Linked DNA regions of Homo sapiens: region 2 is linked to region 1. Evidence: chromatin loops called from intact Hi-C (ENCODE). Cell type or tissue: natural killer cell. All regions are shown on one strand. Links, peaks and the distances in the headings refer to the core of each region. The heading gives the core; the rest is flanking DNA. Region 1 overlaps PRDM1 (PR/SET domain 1). Region 2 has its middle 14 kb from the start of LINC02836.

Region 1 (10,249 bases), core at 1,065-9,064:
GAGACTTAGTACTTGGTTTTTTCACTTCCCTTTAAAAACAATCCTGGTTCCTGTTCCCCCTCCAAAGTTACCTGGACAAGCACCATAGTCTTAGAGTTTCAGCTTTTATGGCGTCTGTGTCTCAGACGTGCATTTGAGATGAAGATGTTTACTGTATATTAGAACGCTAGACTTAGAATGGATATAGGTGGTTTGTAAGTGCCTTCCAGTTTTGAAATTTTATGATTTTGTATCTTTATCTATAGGTGTGAGTTTATATGTGCCCTATAGCACTGTATGTAATTGAAATTTAAAATATTAGGGCGCTCTGTCCCTTTCCTAATGATAAGCTAATATTGAAGCTCTTTAATTTGTCTGGGGTTTGAGGATTATCATAGACCTCTCTTCTACCACAGAGCCTTCTCTTTTTAATTGTTCTCCTGTCTTGCCTGTTGAATTGAATTTGTAAGGTTAGAGATGGCAAGAGCTACTTCCGGTGCTGCTTTATAGCTTACTAGTGATGAGTCTATAGTTGTGCTCAAATAGGTATTGGGTAGCTTATGCTTTCTAGTTGACTTCTTTTTGGGCACAAGAAAATGTGTGTAAGATGGATAACTGAAAACCTAGAGGCCCATTCTGTAAAAGAATGGCAATTTGGAAGAAGAACCACGACCTCAGTGCAGTGCTCCGTTTTGGTAATCAAGCTCTGACTCCCAAGACACCATCTGTAAGAGACTATAATTTAAAACAAAGTTGATGAACCAGTTGAGTGCCTTTCTTAAAATTACTGTTGTAAAGTAGATATGTTGAAAATATCAACTGCTAATTATTGGCTCACCAACAAATGGCATGATTTGTTTTTCCTGTTTGTCATTCTAATATTATGGAATAATCACTGAAATATGAATGTTAAATGATTTGCATGTCATAGAATTCAATTCCATTAATTTTCCAAATTAATTAGATTCAATAATAATATGTCCAAAACAATGAGCCTCTGAATAAGTCTACTAAAGCTTTAAATATATATATTTATATCTCAAGACTGCTCTGAGATACTCTTGTCCCCAGTAGTTTTACTGCCAACAAATACCAATAATGACAAACGGTGATTAAAAGGGCAGATAGATGTAAATGAAGGCAGAGGAGGAGGATGAAATGAACATCTGCTTTTTTCAGCTCTCTGACAGAAATTCTTAAAGGACCAAAAATAACACTCTTGTTTCAACTTATGTTAGGTGTAGGAAAATTTTCTTTTTTTCTCTTTCCAGTCTGAGTATGCTTCATTGATTTGTATATTGAATACTAAATTGTTTTAGAAAAAAAAATCATTGGCTGATAAGACACTTAAATGAGAAAAGCTAGTCTGTCACAGGCATGTAGGTGTGCCATATCTATTTAAATAGAGGTTTAAATTATTGATGAGACTTAATGAGGAACTGGTGTATATTGTAACCAAAATTGTAGATTCCACTGTGAACAATCTGTGCATGGATCGATTCACATATTTGAGTCTACCATTTCAGGTACATGAATGTACAGGAGCTACTGGGAATATAAAAACTGGAAAATAAACATTATCATCTATTACCACTCCCTCCTCCTTGGTCCATTTTAGTAAAGAATTCAGTAAAGTGATAGGTAGGCTATCTTGAATGAGAAGAAAATAAAACTAGGAAAGTGAGAGAATAAAAACCAAAACAAAACTGTAACTGCAAACTGTTGTAAAGGACTACTCACAGAGGAGTTCTATTGAATAGTGACGAATTGCTTCCTGATTCACGGTTGGTGATTTTTTTACCCCTTCAAAGAGAAATTTATTATTAAGGAGGAACTGGTATAGTTAACATGTTTCTTTAGCAAGGCCCCACAAAGTTAAAATGTGTGATGCATCCAGTCTGAGGTCATTTCCTCAGATCTTAGAACCTACAGCTTTCCTCCGTATAAACTTAATTTCAAAGGAGGGCTTTTGGCCAGGCATGGTGGCTCAGCCTGTAATCTCAGCACTTTGGGAGGCCGAGGTGGGAGGATCGCTTGAGTCCAGGAGTTTGAGACAAGGCTGGGCAACATGGTGAGACCCCTTCTCAACAATAACAACAAAAATTAGCTGGGCGTGATGGTGCATGCCTGTAGTCCCAGCTACTCAGGAGGCTGAGGTGGGAGGATCTCTTGATCCCAGGAGGTCAAGGCTGCAATGAGCTAAGATCAAGCCACTGCATTCCAGCCTGAGTGATAGTGGGAGACCTTGTCTTTAAAACACACACACACACACACACACACACGAGGGCCTTTGACCACTCTTGAGTAGAAGACTCGAGAAGAACAAAGTAGAAGGCCAGAGAAGAACAAAGTTACTTGAAAGATCTCTTATTAAAGAGAATGTACAAGCTATGAAAAAAAAAAAACACACACACACACACAAACCTCATCTGGAATGAAAAAAACATAATGCATTTGGTTTCTGGTTCCTTAGGCTGTTATGGAACAACCAAAGAACATTATTTTGGTTTCTGAGGTCAGAACTATTTTATTCCCCTCAAGCACACTATGCTTATGGTTTGAGGGAGAATGAGAAATAGGAAACTAGGAACAGGCTGAAATGGTCTAATCTTGACCATCTAATTCTGCAGTGTCTTATTCTCATTCTAAAAGAGAATGGTTATATTCGCTGTTCTAGCATAAAAAGTAATGATAAAAATAAAAGATCCCGTATTACCAGACAATAATCCCCTAGACTGTTTTAATGCTTGGTTGAGTATTTGCTTATGATCTCAGACTTTAAAAGATGGTCTCCCCCTATGGTGAAGCTTGTTAATTATGTAGGCATCATTAATGTCTGTTTACTTATCAAAATTTTATCATTGTTAGTTGTATTACTACTTGACAGTCCAATTTATTTAATTGAAAAGATTGGTTAACATTTTATAGTCAAAGTAATTGTTTCCTGTGTTTTTTCCTGTTTAGGTTATTGGAGTGATGAGTAAAGAATACATACCAAAGGGCACACGTTTTGGACCCCTAATAGGTGAAATCTACACCAATGACACAGTTCCTAAGAACGCCAACAGGAAATATTTTTGGAGGGTAAGTAAGGGAAATTTCTTCAGACCCATTAAATGTTAGGAAAAAATGGAGCTAAAAGAGCTGGGTGGCTCACCTTTCTCATCCTGTGCTGAGAAATGCTGGGGCTCACCCATAAGTATCCAGCATCCCCATGGACACAGGGAATTCTGAACAAATGTGATGAAACCGATGAAATGTCTGGCCTGTAGGTGGTTAGTGATGGAGATACGGGCTATATGTGAATCTTGATTTTTGCAATTCATTAGAGCTTTGTAATGAAAGGAAACAGTTTGTTGCTTGCTTTAAGGATAGGTTCATTTGCATTTCTCCGCAAGGAAGTAGTAATGAGTTACCAAGCCTTAGATTTCACCCCTTTTTGATTTCTTGCTGACTTAACTTTAATTGAATGGAAGAGTTATCACAAATGAATTATCTTTTTGGTTTTTTTTTTTTTGAGATGGAGTCTCACTCTGTCACCAGGCTGGAGTGCAATGGCATGATCTCGGCTCACTGCAACCTCCGCCTCCCAGGTTCAAGCAATTGTCCTGCCTCAGCCTCCCGAGTAGCTGGGACTAAGGTGCGCGCCACCATGCCCAGTTAATTTTTGTATTTTTAGTAGAGACGGGGTTCCACTATGTTGGCCATGATGGTCTCGATCTCTGGACCTCGTGATCCGCCCACCTTGGCCTCCCAAAGTGCTGGAATTACAGGCAAGAGCCACCGCGCCCAGCCAGGAATGACAAATGAATTACCTTATAAGTAAATGCCATTAAGGAAGGATAGCTGGAAGATGGGTTGAGGGGAATGGAGGACCACAGAACTAGTCCTATTTAAATACATGTGCATGGTAAAATGATTCCATTTGACAATAGGTTAATTATCTCATAGCATAAGGAAAATGCTTAACAGTCATATGCAAGATGATAAGCTTTCCTATAGCATCCAACCAAAAGATCTAGCCAGTACAATTTCCTTTGCTATATTAGGGTTAGAAAGGCCCCCAGAGGTGAACCAATTAGATGGAATCCTTGAATAAAACACTGGATTAGCAGTGAACAGAAAAAAGTCAGATTGCTTTCCTTCTTCCCATAGATGTCTCAGGGATATTTAGTTTCCTCAGAAGATAAAGAATTTAGTAAGCGTTTTTTTGTGCATACTTACATGAAATGTACATTATTTGAATTCTTTAAAAAGAAACAGCTGCATGATAACAAAAATTGTGTTATGCTTGCTTTAGCTGGTATTTTTGCCTAGAACGATTATATCGTTCGGACAAGAAGCTATTCCTAAGAAACAATATTTTTAATCCAGGAAGTTTTTCATTTTTAGAAATTTATCTTACTATTTCCCAAGCAAAAGAGGGTAGTTACAGATTCACTAAGAATCATGTGCTCACAATTTTTATTTAATAATTATTCCTCCTTAAAATATATTAATCACCTGACTTACAATGGTGGAACCATGAGTGCATTTTTGCCTTTATTGTCAATAACGTCTTCTCAGAAGTGAGCCACAAAGGTGCATAGTTCTTGGAGTTAAAGGTCTGAATTAAGACAATCCAGCATAAGTCTCATTAATGTGTGATTATTTTGAGAAAAGGCAAGAAGTACCTAAGAATCTCCCCCTCACTGTCCAGTTCCCTGTTTCATTTAAAGATTCACTGTAAGTAACTGAAAGGCTTTCCTTGGGAGGATTTATTTGAATCAGTCTTTCACATGCAAAGGATATTGTAGAACATCTCGTTTTTGCTGGCAGGAATATGAACATCTGTTGTGAGGAAAGAAAAAGTTTCATGCAAATTACACTGCCAAAGAAGGGATGTTCAAGTTGAGAAACCAGTGACATTTCTTGTAACTGTACTATGAATCAGCGCATTTTAATCTTCTAGATAATATATGGAAGTGCAGGAAGGTGGTAGGAAACGGTGTTCATTTTACATATGCGTTATTTTATTCTGTGTGAGTGACTTCATGGCACCGACATTGCTGTTTTTAAATGAGGATACAGTAAATTGCAGTCCGAGGAAGGCTAACTGGAATCAACATACCCGTAGCTTTAGAAAGCAGTTTCCGCACCAGCGAAGAGTACAAGAGCGATGGAACCCCATGTTCCTGGAAGTTTGCACATCAGAGTAAACAAACTTGAAAACCCCTCTTGATAGCAGAATTCACCCAGCCTTGTTCCATTTTCTCTTAACAAAACACACCGCAAAAGCTCTCACAAGCTGCTTTGATGAAGCCACATGTATTTCCCCCTTCACAATTTACAGGAAGTTACTCTTAAAAGAAAGTGATTCTGGTGTTTACCGCCTGTGTTAAAGGGACAGAGTTCCTTTTTATTTCTGATAACGTTTGAGCGAAATACAGAAACTATCTGTAGACTAGCATAGTCGGTACGTGAGTAAGGAAAAGCAATAACCTGCTGTCCGGTGAGCACAAAATTCCTGCTACGAACAGTGCCTTACTGCTGCTTGGAGACTGCAAGTCGCAGATCACACTAGGTATTGACTGATTGTATAAGGAAATTTCTTAAAGTCTAAAGTAAAGGTGGTACCTCCTAAAAAGAGGGGAAGAGAGAAAACTTTGTGTGGAAGGATAAGGAGTGTGTTTATAGTTTCAGTAAGAGTGTACGTTTTAATTTTTCTTCTTCCTCTGCCTCTTTGCCAAGTAGCCTGAGTGCATCTGTTATCCAGAAGTAGTATTACTCTAGGACAAACTTCAAATTCTTCATTCTGCGTTGCCTTTAAGGAACAACATACTTTCTTCCTGTTCTTTTTCCAAAAACACACGCCTATGGCTCTGTGTGTGGTGTTTTAGCCAGCCTCCTCCCAGATAAGGGGTTCCCTTCCCTCCTTTGCATTGAAAGGAAAGTGCAAGTCTGGACATGTTTATCAAGAGGAAAAGTGACTTCTCAGTAATAGACTGTCAAATTCGGGCTGCTGCCCGAGTGTTCGCTTTGTTATGGCAGGTGAAGTTCACCTTTGCCCCACCCAGTGTTTCCACAAAAAGGCAAGGTTCCAAGTATTCATATGAACAAGTGTTACTTTAGGACTTGGAGGGTTGGGGGTGGAGGATGTTTGCATAGTTGAAGCCTTGGGCGGGGGTGTAGGAAACGGCGAGTACAGAGGCCATAGAAAAAGCTAAGACTCAGTTTGACGTCGTCAGCCGGCTTGGTCTTCTACCCAGTGACTCAAAGCACTAAAAGTCAGCATAATCGGAACTGAAGTCAGTAGCATCGCCCATTTGCCATTCACTGCAGTAGCAAAAGTAGTACTCTGTGGTGGGTTAATCGGTTTGAGGCAGCTCCTTAAATGAACATTTGTGTTTCATTTTTCTGTTATTTTCCCGAACATGAAAAGACGATAAAACTGAAATGGAAAAGGTAACTGACAAAAGTGTGCCTTACCTGTTTCCGCCCTGATTTCTGCTGATTCAAGACTATTCTGGCTAAACTGATTGGATTCTTTTTCTAACTAGGCAGTAGGGGATCAGAAATCACACACGGTACCGGCTGTGTTTATTCTGAGAGGTGCTGGGGAGCTTTGGGTCTGACTTCCTTTTACATGCCTGTCTTCTCTTTTGGACAGATCTATTCCAGAGGGGAGCTTCACCACTTCATTGACGGCTTTAATGAAGAGAAAAGCAACTGGATGCGCTATGTGAATCCAGCACACTCTCCCCGGGAGCAAAACCTGGCTGCGTGTCAGAACGGGATGAACATCTACTTCTACACCATTAAGCCCATCCCTGCCAACCAGGAACTTCTTGTGTGGTATTGTCGGGACTTTGCAGAAAGGCTTCACTACCCTTATCCCGGAGAGCTGACAATGATGAATCTCAGTAAGTGGATTACAGAACAAAAAAATAAAAAATGCCAGTAATGTCGGTTCTGCCCCTTTGAACTAATAACATGTTGTTTAATTATACGGCTTTGTCATGTGTTGGATGAAGTAGGTGGCTTAAGCTAGGGACTAGGAAGAGGAAAAACATTTTTTGAGTCCCTATTAACTATTAGGAAACTTGATCATTTAAAAGTATATATATATATGAGGAGCTACCTTGAGTTTTGAATTCAGGATGTTACAGGAAGAAATATATGTCCAATTCTAATTTATCCAAAAGCAGTTGGGAGAATTACAGGGATTGGTCCAGACATGCTGCGTATGCAAGGTATAGCCCTCATCTGTGGTACTTTGGCAGGGCTTAGACTGCATCAAAATATTTATAGATGTACATTTGAGTGTACAGTTAGGATCTGATGTGGAACATTGTAAGATCATTGCTAGAAAAACTTTGTCATAATTTTTCAATATTATTCTAAGTGAATAACCGTAAAGATTTTACATCTTAGCTTCCTTCCTTACAGTAAAAAAACTATCTGATCTCTTGATCAGTATTATAGTAGCCACCTATCACTTTATCTTAACAAATTCTCAATTCCTTAGGTTTATGTGCTTTTACTTCTTTTATTTGATTAAAATTGCTGTCATGACCTCTCTCTGCAGAGGGCTGCATCATTTTGGTCATTCTCAAGTGATCTCTTTGAGCAATTTAAGAATTGCCATAAGATTCTAACCTCTGCTGTAACTATGGTTGTGTGTTCTTGGTTAGACCACTAAATCTTATTAGCAGTTTTAAAAATTATTCCTTTTGGTTTAGAAGTTAAGACTAAATGCTGAAGTTTTTGTAACTTTTGGTTTTGATATCATTTCAAACTTAAGAAAACATTTGAAGAAAAGGACAAAGAATTTCCACTTACCCTTTACCCAGGTTTACCAGTTATTGATAAGTATATCCATTTGCTTTACCAGAAGGCTAACTTGTTTTAGTTCTCATTTTCACCTTTGAGACATTTGGAATAAATATCAATGTTAACATAAATTGGAATTTTGACTTTGATTTTAGGACCAATGAACAAGCCAAGTACTTACCCTAGTCATATATAATCCAACTGTATGGTTATTTGGTATTCATTCCACACTTCATTTTACTTGATCTCCCTTAAGATTGCAAGATTGTGTTTGCAGTTTTTCTGAAAATCTGGGGCTATAAAAGCATCAGGACCTCCCCCGTAGGGGAGGTCGTGTGTTTGGGGTCCTTACACAACAGGTTACCCTTGAGCTTCAGGAAAAGAACTGGCTCTCAGTTCCCCAGTTCCAGCTTAATGGGTCTAATTAGGTCCTGACCAAAAAGGTGGCAGTTCTTTTCCCTCATGTCTCTTCAGCGCTCCCCGAGACTCTGGAGACTCTGTCATATCCCTAGGGCTGAGCCTCCCAGGAACCATTCGGCTGTTGTGGCATCTGTGTATGCCATGCCCAGTGCTGAGGACCTAGTAACAAACGACAAATGCACAGGCACAGTGGCATTTTTGTGGAACTCGTATTCCAGCTGTGCGTCTCAGAAGAAGCGCACAGCTCCCTCCTGGCTTTCTTAACATAGTGAGCCACTTCCACTTAAGGGTCTCCTTACATTCCTTGAGTTTAATCATTCATGGATTCAGAGGAAAGTCTTTTGATTTTTGCTTTTCTTTAAACAGTTCATTTGAGGTGACCTACCCCAGTGACTTTGCACCAACCACCAAGAAACTTTTTTGCATGCTTCCCGCACCCTGTGCCAATCAAGGGAAGGGTTTAAAGGCCTGGCGTTTTTATTCCTCAAAGAAAGGTTTTGCACAGTATTTTAAGGTTCAAGTGCTTCTACTTTGTGTTCAGAAGCAACTGTCATATATACTGTGAAATGACACCTTTTATTTATCCCTTTTTATTTATGCAGTATGTCCCCTTTTATTTTGGCAGAATTTTTTCTAAATGGTGGTTTAACATTTTCAAGCACATTTCATTGTCCAATATTCATAGTAAAGAATGAGAGTTAACAATAACCAGTCACATTAAAACAAGATTCCTGCTGCCAGTTGTGAAACCGGTTGTCTTAGGCGTGGCAGCTGATGATTGAGACTGTGATCAGGAAAATTTCCACTATTTCATCAGGCCTAATAGGTAGATTGTGTCTCCAAATGAACTGTGTTGGGTTTCCATGCTTAAAGCACAATAGAGGTGGTGCAAGAATCTCCATGAGGGCTTAAATGGCAGTGATGGTTCAGGCGGTAGAGTTTGGAGAAGAAGGGATTTGAAACAAACCAAAGGAAAGAAAAGTAAGTAGCCAGAAATCACAAAATGGCATTTTTCTAAAAACAAAGGAAAAGGAATAAAAGAACTAATAAGTTTGAAACCCCTACCCCTCCCAAATTTGGCAGGGGGGGAGGTATTTTTTTTCTATCTATCTAACTAACCCATCTAGAAAACAGTTGACCAAATTATAGACTTCTAAATGTTAATCTGCTTTCTCAGTTTCAGTTGAAAAGAGACTTTGTTTTGCCTACTGCAGAACTTCTAGGTTCTTTCTTATAGTCTTGGGGTTCTTATTATAGATCGAAAATGTGAGTCGGCATAATTAAGCCATTCGGAGTCTTCAGAAGCAGTTCACTCTTGAAATGACTCCGTCCGCCTACAGCCATTTAAGATTTCAGAACAAAAACAGATCTTGATTTTCTTTTTCATGTTAACTCAAGCTGTTGCTGAGTGGGAGAGTCAGAAATGACACCAGCTCCACTGATTACTCAGCTGCTGAAGGATGATTTTTTAAAATGCACCTTTACTGTATATGGACTTCCTAATTTCCACCTGTAGAGCATCTTAGGGAGGCTAACATGTCACTCTGGATGTTCTTTTAGAATAAGATGCAAATCTATTTTTCTGAAGGCATTAGAGATAGCAAACATTTATTGTGAGTTTACTATATACTAGGCACTGTGCTAAGTGTTTTGCATAGAAAGTTTAAAATTCTGGCTTTTTTGTTGGCCCAATCATAAGTTTCATATCAGTTCAACATTCAAATTATATTAAGGTACTTAAGAAGAATCCCTGGCTAAATGTGAGGGGCAGTGCCACAGATGGACTGAAACTTTATGCTTATTGCACATTTATGCTATTATTATTTGTTGAATTATAGAACCAAGGGAGTGTGGAAGCCACTGGAAAAAATATGAGACTTAGATACATAATTTGAGTAAAAATGGCTCAAAGTCATGAGGGTAAAGTTTTTTGTATTTCCATTTTATTCGAGCGGCATCGTTTTTAAAAATCATTATGAATTTGACCCTATATAGATGTTTCCAAATAATTCTTTTTCACCTTCATAAAATTCCTTCC
Region 2 (10,249 bases), core at 1,171-9,170, 450 kb before region 1:
GGCGTTTTCTACACTGACAATATACTTTTCTCTACCGTGGCTATAGCATATGTTCTGAGTGCTCAGAAACCATCATTTTTCTGTTCACTCTTTAGGGTCTCTGTCACTCTTGGGGGTGAGTCCTGTGCTTAGAAAGCTGATGCTTCCCCAGCATCAGATGTGCTGTGTACATGTGACCACATTGGTCTCTTTGATTCTCAGTTTCCTGTACATCTGGATGAAGAATGGCCAGCTGGGGAGTTGTAGGCATACAGTTGTGCATCATGTCATAGCACACAGTAGCATGCTGGGTTATATATACTGAGCTTTTAGATTACAGTTTAAGAATCACTTCACATTTGGTATCAGCTCATTTGGTAAGAATCACTTCACATTTGGTATCACCTATGTTGTATTTGGGTACCCCTGAGTCAGGCAAGTAAGTTCCTGTCCTTTTTTTTCCTGGTAGTACATCATCTCGTCTTTCAGTCCATACCTTTTCTCTCTCTCCCTCTGTCTCTCTCTCAGGCTTGATCTCATAAAAAATCATAAACTTCCAACATGCTTATGGTTAAAAAAAAATTCTAGAAAAGGATACACATGGTTCATCCAGATTTTTAGCACAACTCCTCCTCCAACAAACACTGAAAAATTAGAAAGCAATTTGAGAAAAATTGTTTTGAAAGGTATGTAGGTTTGACTTTTCGGTGTGGGCATACCCATATTTAAATTACAGGGTTATCCGTTGTGCTCAGAAATTACAATAAACAGGATACCTGACAAACAAGGATAGTGGAATCATAGAATTGCATCATTGTTCATTAGAAAAAACAAGTACCCTTATGATACTGTGACTGTACAGAATTACATTATCATCTATTCCACACACAAGCACAAATATGGAACAGAAGATCTAATGAGTCGAGATGTCATCTGAATTTCCATGTGTTACATTTACAGCTTAGAGTTGTAGCTTTATTGAATGGCGCCAAAACATTCTTACTTCATAATAGCATTAGTGACATTTCACTTGGATAATCCTATTTGTTTTCATTTATTTTAATGAGGTAGTTTGGGATGGTAACCTGCAGCAGAAAGCTTGGCAACAGGTGACAGCATGACTTGAAATGCCTATTGAACTGAAAGGTAGTTAAAAGCTAAATGAAATGCTTAGATGCACAGTGGTTTCCCAGCACCATATATTTTACTCTAAAAACAGTAAGGCTAAAGTGCCAATTGTAAGAACCTAAGACTTTATTACCTTTTAAAACTTTCCTGCGTGGATGAGTGGATAATAAGGACTAATTTGCTGCATTTTTGTGGCCTGTTTCCACATGTTTGCATTTCCCAATGACGCTTTCTTTATGGAAAAGAGTGCTGGGCACAACACATTTTTTTCCATGCAGCGATCATATGTCTATGATTCATTTAATCCTTCAATACAGATACACAGTCAGTAGTGATGCAGACGGCTAACAGACATGCATATTTGCCAAGCCTTAAGTGTCCCAGCTTACAAAAGGAGTTTCTAATGTTGAGAACTTCAATTATGTCACTTAAACCCATCAATCTTTTTCCCTTGCCTCATGCTACAAATCTTTCAGATCTATTATTTTCATAACATCTGATGCCTGGAGTGACAAGTGCCCTCTGACATTTTAGTTTTCCATGGAGACTTAGAATGAGAAAATGGCGCCTCATTAAGTCTTTCTTATCAATTAAAAAGGAAACACCTTTTCCTGTTCCATCTTATGCAACAGCTAACTCAGGTATTAAGTAAGCTGCCAACATCTTTCTAGAACCCAGAGTAAGAATTCATAATCGACCCTGGTCTTTTAGGCCCAGGGAATAAATAGGAACAAGAAATTCCCATCCAAAGAACACCATGTTGACTTTAGCTATATCTTGTAAGATCTAGTCAATGTCCATCTGAAAGCTGTGAGATTAAGGAAAGGACTCCTATTTTATCAATCCAGGTCCAGACAAGAGACAAATTACACCAATGGAGATAATTTAATATAAACAATATAAAGAAGTACTTACTAGGTACTGAATGATTGAATATGCAAAAAGAGAACAATAAGTTATCATGGAAATAGGACACATTTACCACTTGCAGGGCTGGGGAACAAAGGGATGAGATGGGAACCATCAAAATAGATCCCAATGAATGCTACACTCAGATGTCTGAGGAGAGGGCACTGCTCTGAAGTTGCTGGTGCTTCAGACCTTGGGTAGGGGGGTAGACTCAGATCTCCCAGGGAGGTGGCAGCTGGCTGGTGCTGGTGTACCTAAGTAGGGAGTAGACTCAGATCCCCCAGGGGAAGTGGCAGCTGGTGGCCTGTGCTGATGTACCTAATGCCAGTGTGGGGCCACAGGGTTGGCCCAAACTTCCAAAAAGGTGATACTGCCAGCTAAGACAGTGCATCTGAGGGGTGTACCATGAGACTGGTTCTGCAACTATTGGAAAAATTGTAAACTGGGCTGGGCATGATGGCTTATGCATATAATCCCAGCACTTTGGGAGGCTAAGGCAAGTGGATCACCTGAGCCCGGGAGTTCGACACCAGCCTGGGCAGCACAGTGAAAACCCATCTCTACAAAAAAATACAAAAATTAGCTGGGTATGGTGCACACCTGTGGTCCTAGCTACTTGGAAGGCTGACGTGGGAGGATCACCTGAGCTGTGATCACACCACTGCACTCCAGCCTGAGCGACAGAATGAGATCCTGTGTCAAGAAAAAAAAAATGCAAACTAGTATAAACAGCTGTTACTGAAGTAAAATGCCACTGTTTGGGTGAAGAAGTGTTGCTGGGTGACACTGAAAGAAATAGGAAGCAAAACTGGAGTCAGAGGTAGCAGAGAGGAAAATAAACTTTCTCCTTTCCCAGACTTGCAGTCTTTCTCTAGCATCCCCTGTTGGCAGAGCCTAACAGGGAATTATCAGCAACACAGAAATAAATGTGTATTGCAGAGGTCCAGCATCACACAGCAGAGTGTAGGAGGATGGGCTTGATGCCGCGAGACAATAGCTTAATGATGGGCCCAACCCACTGACATGTAAAAAATATATTCACCAAGCATGAGGGAAAACCAAAAATTCTAAGTGGTATTCTTGTAACTGATCTTGCACTTGACTTTCTACTTCCTTTCCATTCACCCCCACGTCAGCTCCTCTGGCTAAGAATATTTGCTGTTGAAACTTGAGCAAGATTTTTCTAACTTTGATGCACTTTTACATCAGAACCAATATGGAATCAAGCAGAGAATGTCTTTTGTAAAGGTTATCTAGATGATGCCTACTTCAGAGAGTTGTTTACTACTCTGAGAAAGGATTTTTTTTTTTAAAGACTACTCTTACTTAAGGAGGAAGAGCAAATTCTACCTGGGAAATGATTTACCACAGAGGTCTTATTCATGAGCAGAGGCAGTAGTAAAACTGCACTCATCACGCCTTGGTCTTGAGAAATTCCTGGTCGGGGGGTGCTTCCTGAGTATGGGACAGAATCCATAATGCTCATAGTAGCCCCTTTCAAAACCTTTAGGCTTCACTATGGGCCTTCTTGACGGTTCTGAGTTGATGTAGATAATGAGAAATTGAGGTAATGAAAAATGTCCATTTGTTTTTTCTTTTAAACTGTCGAACCCAATCCATTATTGACACAAGTTTTTCTCCTGAAGTGTATAGAGATCTATACTCTATAGACAAATAGAAAAGTAGAACACTAGTTGGATTTTGCTGTGGACATGGACTTTGGTTGCTGAAACAAGTATCTGTTTTATGTAAAGAATGTTCCATCAGCAGCCACTTTTTTTAAAAAGAGCACTTGGCAAATCTCTGGAAGCCGGCTTATGTAACTAACTGCCTCTTATGGTAGTATGTGAAGGCAGCACAGAACATATTGTTTCCCACTGTTTCTCTTTGAGAAATTAGTTTGGTGCCTGGCAAGAGGAGAGATGTGCAAGGGCAATATTCCTAGAAATAACTACCTGTGTACTTGCTGGAATTCCACACTGGATGGAGGCTCCTTTGTGAAAGGCAGGTGTTGATTTCTAGGCTGAGAGAGTACTAGCAGGGAGCTCCTCAAAGGAACTTGGAAAGAATTACTTAGGTCTCATTTCACACCCTGCATCTGATTTTTTAACTAAGTCCCTAAGAGAAAAGTGGCTACAGGTGTTGTAAACGACCCTTCCTTCAGTAAACTGATTGAAACTGAACACTGATCACAATTTCTTTGCATGAGAAAGATAACTGGGCATGGAAAATTTTGATCTGAGAATATCTGAAAATTACATAAATAACATTAACAAGTGTTAGAGTGACAGAAACAATGAGGCCAGATTTGTTCTAACTTGAAAATGTAAGGGCTATTTAATGTATTTTAGGATGGAGGGAGTGCTAAGGATCGTTTATTTTTAGCTCCCATAAAAACTCAATTTCCTTCATAGTGGAATCAGTCCAAATTGAAGATTTGCTCTTGCACAGACACTGGACTCTCCCCAAAATTTTCAGATTAGCAGTCATACCCCAAAGAATAAACCTGGGCTAAAGCTGCAGGTTCTAGCACTGAGACAGAGATCATCTGCATTCCTGTTACCTAGTCAAGTGTCCTGGATAAATCACAAAAACATCGAAGTCTTAGGTCACGTCACCAAGTCTCACGTTCCAAGAACTGTCAAGAGATTGCTTATGTAGCCACAGGCCAGACAGACAGGGGCTTTGTGAGACTATCCCTCAGGGGTGCTGGGGGTGTTTGCATTGTTAGCCTGGAAAAAGCTAGCCAGACCAACATAGTCACAGCAATTGAAAATCCTGAAGGCCCATCTATGACCAAATGTATTAATAAATAAAAAGACCTATAAGAAACCTTCCCACCAGCATTAACCACACCAAAAGCAAGTCAAACCCAGGCTTCTCATAACTGGTTCTTGTTCCAACACAAGAGTGAGAAGAGCATCTTGCTGCGGCCAACGGTTACTATAGCTCTCCTTTTGTAGAAAGCCACCGTCTTCGAAGAGCTTACTAGGTGTCTCCACTAAAGAACAAAAAACATGGGTAAGACTGGTTTCCTCTCAAGTTATGACTCAGCTTTGATCACCACACTTCCACTTGAGCCTATTAACGTTCAGTGGACAGAATGTCACTCTTTTTCAATCAGCTGCTACAGCAAACAATAGCCTTGCTGCATTTCAGTCATATAGAAAGCCACAGAATATTTCCTTTTGACTCTCTTCTCTCCACATCAGACCCACAGTCAGGCTCATGCTGAGGTCTATCTTCTCACAATCTACTAGAAAGTGGCCTGCCTCTACATGCTTACCCTGCTAAAATGAGAAGCAAGAAATAAACAACTTCATGTTAATTATAAATAGGAGGCACTGGATATTAAACCTGCCCATAGAATAATGGAGAAGGAAAGCATTGCGCTCCCTTTCTCCTTGAGTCGGGAGCCATATCCCTTGCCAGAACAGTGAACTCTCACTGGGTAGCAGGAGAGGCCACTATGATAAGGACCCAAGCAGAAGCCTGGGGGTGGGGTTCTCACGACCACTCACAGACCCCTGAACCTGGGGGGAGTAGCAGAGAACAGCCAAGAGCGACATGGACTGTCTTGCATTTTCCTCATCTCTTTATTCTAGAAAAAAAAAGAGGAAGGAAGAAAAAATGAAAGAAAAATGCTATAATTTTCTTTTCTCCATCTTTCTTGGAGATCAGAAAACAGTAGGTTCTGAAGATCTCCTCTGTGCTCATGGGCACGTGAAAAATTTCATGATGCTTACTTGGCTTTGAGATTTTATTACCATTATTATTGTTATTTTATATTAATATAAAAATAATAAAGATGTATTGAGCTCCTTCTATGTGCCCAACACTATAAGCATAATAAATACTTTATCTCTTAATCCCCACAGCTCCCTATGAATTAGATACTATTGATACTAATATTATCCCAAATTAAAAATTAGGAGCCTGAGGCATGAAAACGTGAACTCATTGGAGATCACACCACTCACAAATGGCAGAGCCAGGGTGCAGCCCTAGGTCCAGTGTCCCCAGAGCCCATTCTGCCATTCACTTCAGGTCATTCTCTTCCCATTTAGAACACTGAACTTTTTATATCCTCAACAGACATAAATGCTCAGCTTCAAGAGCCAAACAAAAATAATTGTTACAAATTCCACTGTTTGTTTTCCCAGGGGGTGCATCTTAGAGTTATTAAATGTAATCCTCTGTTCCCCTTACTCCAGTAGTTTCTTTACCCCTTTGGGAGTGTCCTACCATTCTTCCCCATTTCTTCACATTCCCTCCTCCCCCCACCCTTACCCAGGCTGTCTGAATTCTATTCCGCCTTAAAGATGTAACTCAACTTCCACCTCTCCCAAAAAGGGCTTCTTCAACTCCTGTCACCTCCATCTCTGAATTTTTATAGCATTTAATGTTAATGCTATTTACTTGGCATTTGTGTTTTTTGTGTTTTACTTTTTACTGTTAGTTCTATTTGAGAATAATTCATCTTGAGGCAGAATTCATTCTATCCCATTTTTTCATTGAGATGAAACCCTTGAAGGCAAGGAACAAGTGTTCAAACATGTTTATGTATTCACACACTCCACGCTCAGCATCTTGGACATAACAGACACTCAATAAATCACCTTTGAGAGCTAGGTTAGAAAGCCTATTGAAGCCTGTGATTTGAAACAGGCTGGGCTGGTAGAGAAAAAAGCTAGCCTGTCTTCTTAGAGCTCTAGAAAGTACTGTGGAATACATTTAAGAGTCTACGGAGTCCCTTCACGGGCAGAAAAGAGTCCTCTGACTCCTCGATTCCTAACCTCCCATGTCCCAACTTATCTCAGTGTTCCCCTTAAACTCCTAAATTTTGAACCTAAAGTATGCAGAACATCAGATCCTGAAAAACAACGCCAACTTTTACTTGACGGTTTCACTTACCCTCACACCTGTGGTTTTGAAGGTGTCAAGTTTCCTCTGAAGTCTTTCTGTGAAGCTTTATCCCCCTCATTTTTCCACCCTGCCAGTCAACCCTGTCAACAGTGACAATCTCCTTGTCAAGCAGAAGCCACTCAAGCTATCAGTTTTCATTAGCCGTTTAGTTGGGATAATCCCTTTTTCCTACCAAACTGTTTCCTTCTAGGAACTGCTGATTCCTTTTATTTGGGGTTTTTCAGACTTCTCTAACTAAAGCCCCTCCACCCAGATGATTTCTCACTTTTCTGAAGATCTCCTTCAGCTAAAAAGATTTCCTATAACCTCATTTTCTATAGTTTGTATTATGAAAAAATGTGGTATATAACTTTTTTTTTCAAGCAACATATGGCAACTAAGAGTTTAGTATGCTCTAGAAAGGGGTATTTCCTCTGGGGAAATTTTTTATTATTTTTTGTTTTCAATATGACCTGCTTCTTTACCTCTTCCATTTCCTATTTAGAGCCCACCCATCCTTTGGTGACTTAAGTAAAAAACAAAACAAAACAAAACAAAAAACCTTTATCAACTTCAAAATTGTGTCATCTATTTTCATTCATATTGTTAAATTCACTAACCGAGAGGAAAGCTGTAAGATGGTAAATGTAACCATGCACAAGGTCCCCATTCATCAAGCTTGTGGAAGTGTTAATTTTGGAGACAAGTAAATAAGTAAATGTTCTAAACCTATTTTATCTCTTTCCTCCCATGACCATTTCTCCATTTTCTACCCATCAATTACTTGTCCTTATTGTCAATGTTTTAGAAAGTTTGAGTTTTAGGAAAGGCTAAGTAGCTCTTCAACTTCCTGTGAAGTTGAACTGTGGCCTGAGCTTAGCATCTCTCCAACACCTGCTCACACTTACCATCCACCGCCCATCCCTCCCTTCTTTTCTGTTCCTGTATACTACTATGTTCTGTGAATGAGATATCACTACAAACTTATGTCCACAGAAAGAGAAAGCATGAGGTAAGAAATAACAGAATGACTCCCTATAAGTGACTTAAGACATCTGATGAAGGTCTAAAAGCAGGTCCTTCTTCCCTCTCAGGCTAAGTCTTCACCTGGCCAAAATTCATGCAAAAGAAGCAGGTGACTAGAGTAGTGTGGACCAATGTATTTTTGTCAACCACTTTAAAGCAAACTGCTAGAAATATTGTCTTTCTTTCTTATCTTCTGATTTCCCTGAAAACAGCCAATAGCAAAGCAGAAGTTCTATCTTCCTTTCTAAAGGACAGAACAATCATTGCCCAAGAATCAGAAGATGCAGGTTCAAGTTCGACATCGACAAGATACCAGCCATATAGCCTGGGGCAAGTGATTTAGCCTCCCCAAATATCAGTTTCCTCAGACATAAAACACAGGTTTTCCTCCAAGAGAGATGTTGTGAGGATAGACTGAGTTAAGATAAAAACACTTTGTAAACTTTAAAGCTCTACATAAATATAACTCAACATCATATTACATTTCTATTTTTATTTTCCCATTAATAATTCTGGGTTTGCTGTCATTTCTCAAATCCACATTTTTTTTTTTTTTTTTGAGACAGAGTCTCACTCTGTTGCCCAGGCTGGAGTACAGTGGTGCGATCTTGGTTCACTGCAACCTCCTTCTCCCGGGTTCAAGTGATTCTCGTGCCTCAGCCTCCCAAGTAGCGGGGACTACAGGTATGTGCCACTACACCCAGCTAATTTTTTGTATTTTTAGTAGAGGCAGAGTTTCACCATGTTGGCTAGGCTGGTCTCAAATGCCTGACCTCAGGTGATCCACCCGCCTTGGCCTCTCAAAGTGCTGGGATTACAGGCATGAGCAATTGTACTCGGCCTCAAATCTGCTCTTTCAATATACCAATGATTCTTTCTGAAATATTGAAAAACTCCTTTTTTGTAGTTTAAACTACATTTCTAATCCTCTGCAAAATAAAATAAAACCAGCTATTTTTTGAACTACTTCTGAATAAATATTCAGAAGTTCTTCTCTTTCAATTTTTTTGAATAGTGAAGGAAATGGTTTTCTTTTGACAATTTTTAAAAGCATTCTAAGCCCACAAGAAAGAGATTGAGATCTCTTTAAATCTGACTCTGAGAACACAGAAGCTTTCAATAACAATCCAGATTACACTATTATAACATCAACATCTACCTTTCATCTGCAGATCTCAGGAAACATTATAAACACTGTCGCCTCAACCTTTGCATCAGTATTAATATACTCATTTTTAAAGCTGAAAAAAAATGATTTAGGGAGTTTGTAAAAGCCAAACATGAAATTCTACTCTTCTGTTTAAATGTGCAAAATAAATGGATAAATGACAATGTTTTGGCTAAAAAAGAGGCAGGGCCTTTAGCTTGAAGAAGCAAAATTGGAGGAGGCAGGACACTGTGACTGAACTCATTACTCTCATTTGATGACATCTGAAAAACATAACTTTTACAGTGCATTTTTCTCACCTCTACTATTGTACCAGTTTAGTAGAATAGCGATCCTTGAATCAGCAAGAATAGCATGTTACCACCTCAAACTTATCCTAATTAAACTTTCACAAATATTTAATAAAATGTTTATTGTTTACTAAGAAAGTGACCTTTGGTCTGTTGGTACAGCCAAGGTAGATATTCTGAAAAACCTTTGCCTTATAAATGTTTGCGGAACCTCATGATAAAGGTTTCTGAAATGGCATGATAACACCTAGATAAATATTTCAATACATTTGAGGGTGTTTTAAGTAACCATATATTTCCTAAATGATCATTTAACATCTAAGTAACTTGCTTTTCTGTGAACACTATTCATTTAGGTGTAGATTCTCACATCATCTTTGAGAGGAAGATAAGCATTATTAGTCACTGAGAATTCAGTTAACTTCATTGATTCATCTTTCAAAAATAAAATGCTGAATAATTGAAGAGACCAGAGGCCAACAACAGTGTCAAGGTAATTAAAATTACGTAGTTCTTCTTTGTTTAGAGATAGAAAGGAAGAAACAAATTTGAGTAGAAAGAATACAGAAAAGATGAAGGTCTAGTTAAGAAAAAGACAGGATAAGAAAACAAGAAAAATGATAATTCATAAATACTTCAATTTCAGTGGGAAATAAAATCTATAAGCTCTGATGGCATCCTGAATGTTTGTTCTCATTTGCATTTTGGGGTAGTTTTTGAAGGGAAAACTTTTAGAAGAATTCGGGATATTACCCCAATTCTGATTTTCCAAGCATAAAGAGATTTTCTCTTCTCTTAGAGGCTTAAAATACCTGAAAGTGCAGAATTATTCATTTCAGAGATT

What was found. Hi-C counts contacts between places; a loop is a spot of excess contacts. Peaks named below come from ENCODE experiments on the same cell type or tissue, not always from the same donor. Only the 100,000 strongest peaks of a DNase experiment are listed, where the experiment ranks them.
Region 2: a loop joins it to region 1, with 10 times the contacts of the local background. A loop is called at or near these places in 3 of 110 quality-filtered maps.

The regions. Positions count from the first base shown.
Region 1 is chr6:106,092,672-106,102,920 of GRCh38, forward strand. It overlaps PRDM1 (PR/SET domain 1), which reads left to right. Exons shown (of 7, transcript NM_001198.4): 3 at 2,944-3,063; 4 at 6,629-6,881. Among named protein-coding and RNA genes, the nearest start is that of PRDM1, 11 kb to the left of the region's middle. RefSeq lists an enhancer at 5,497-6,696. In natural killer cell, for the core only: no CTCF peak of the experiment used is centred there; DNase peaks (open chromatin) are centred at 1,810, 5,260 and 6,190; H3K4me3 peaks cover 5,078 bases; H3K27ac peaks cover 6,249 bases.
Region 2 is chr6:105,641,501-105,651,749 of GRCh38, forward strand. No RefSeq gene overlaps it. Among named protein-coding and RNA genes, the nearest start is that of LINC02836, 14 kb to the left of the region's middle. RefSeq lists enhancers at 2,504-2,743, 5,311-5,500. In natural killer cell, for the core only: no CTCF peak of the experiment used is centred there; DNase peaks (open chromatin) are centred at 2,891, 5,101 and 6,961; H3K27ac peaks cover 5,118 bases.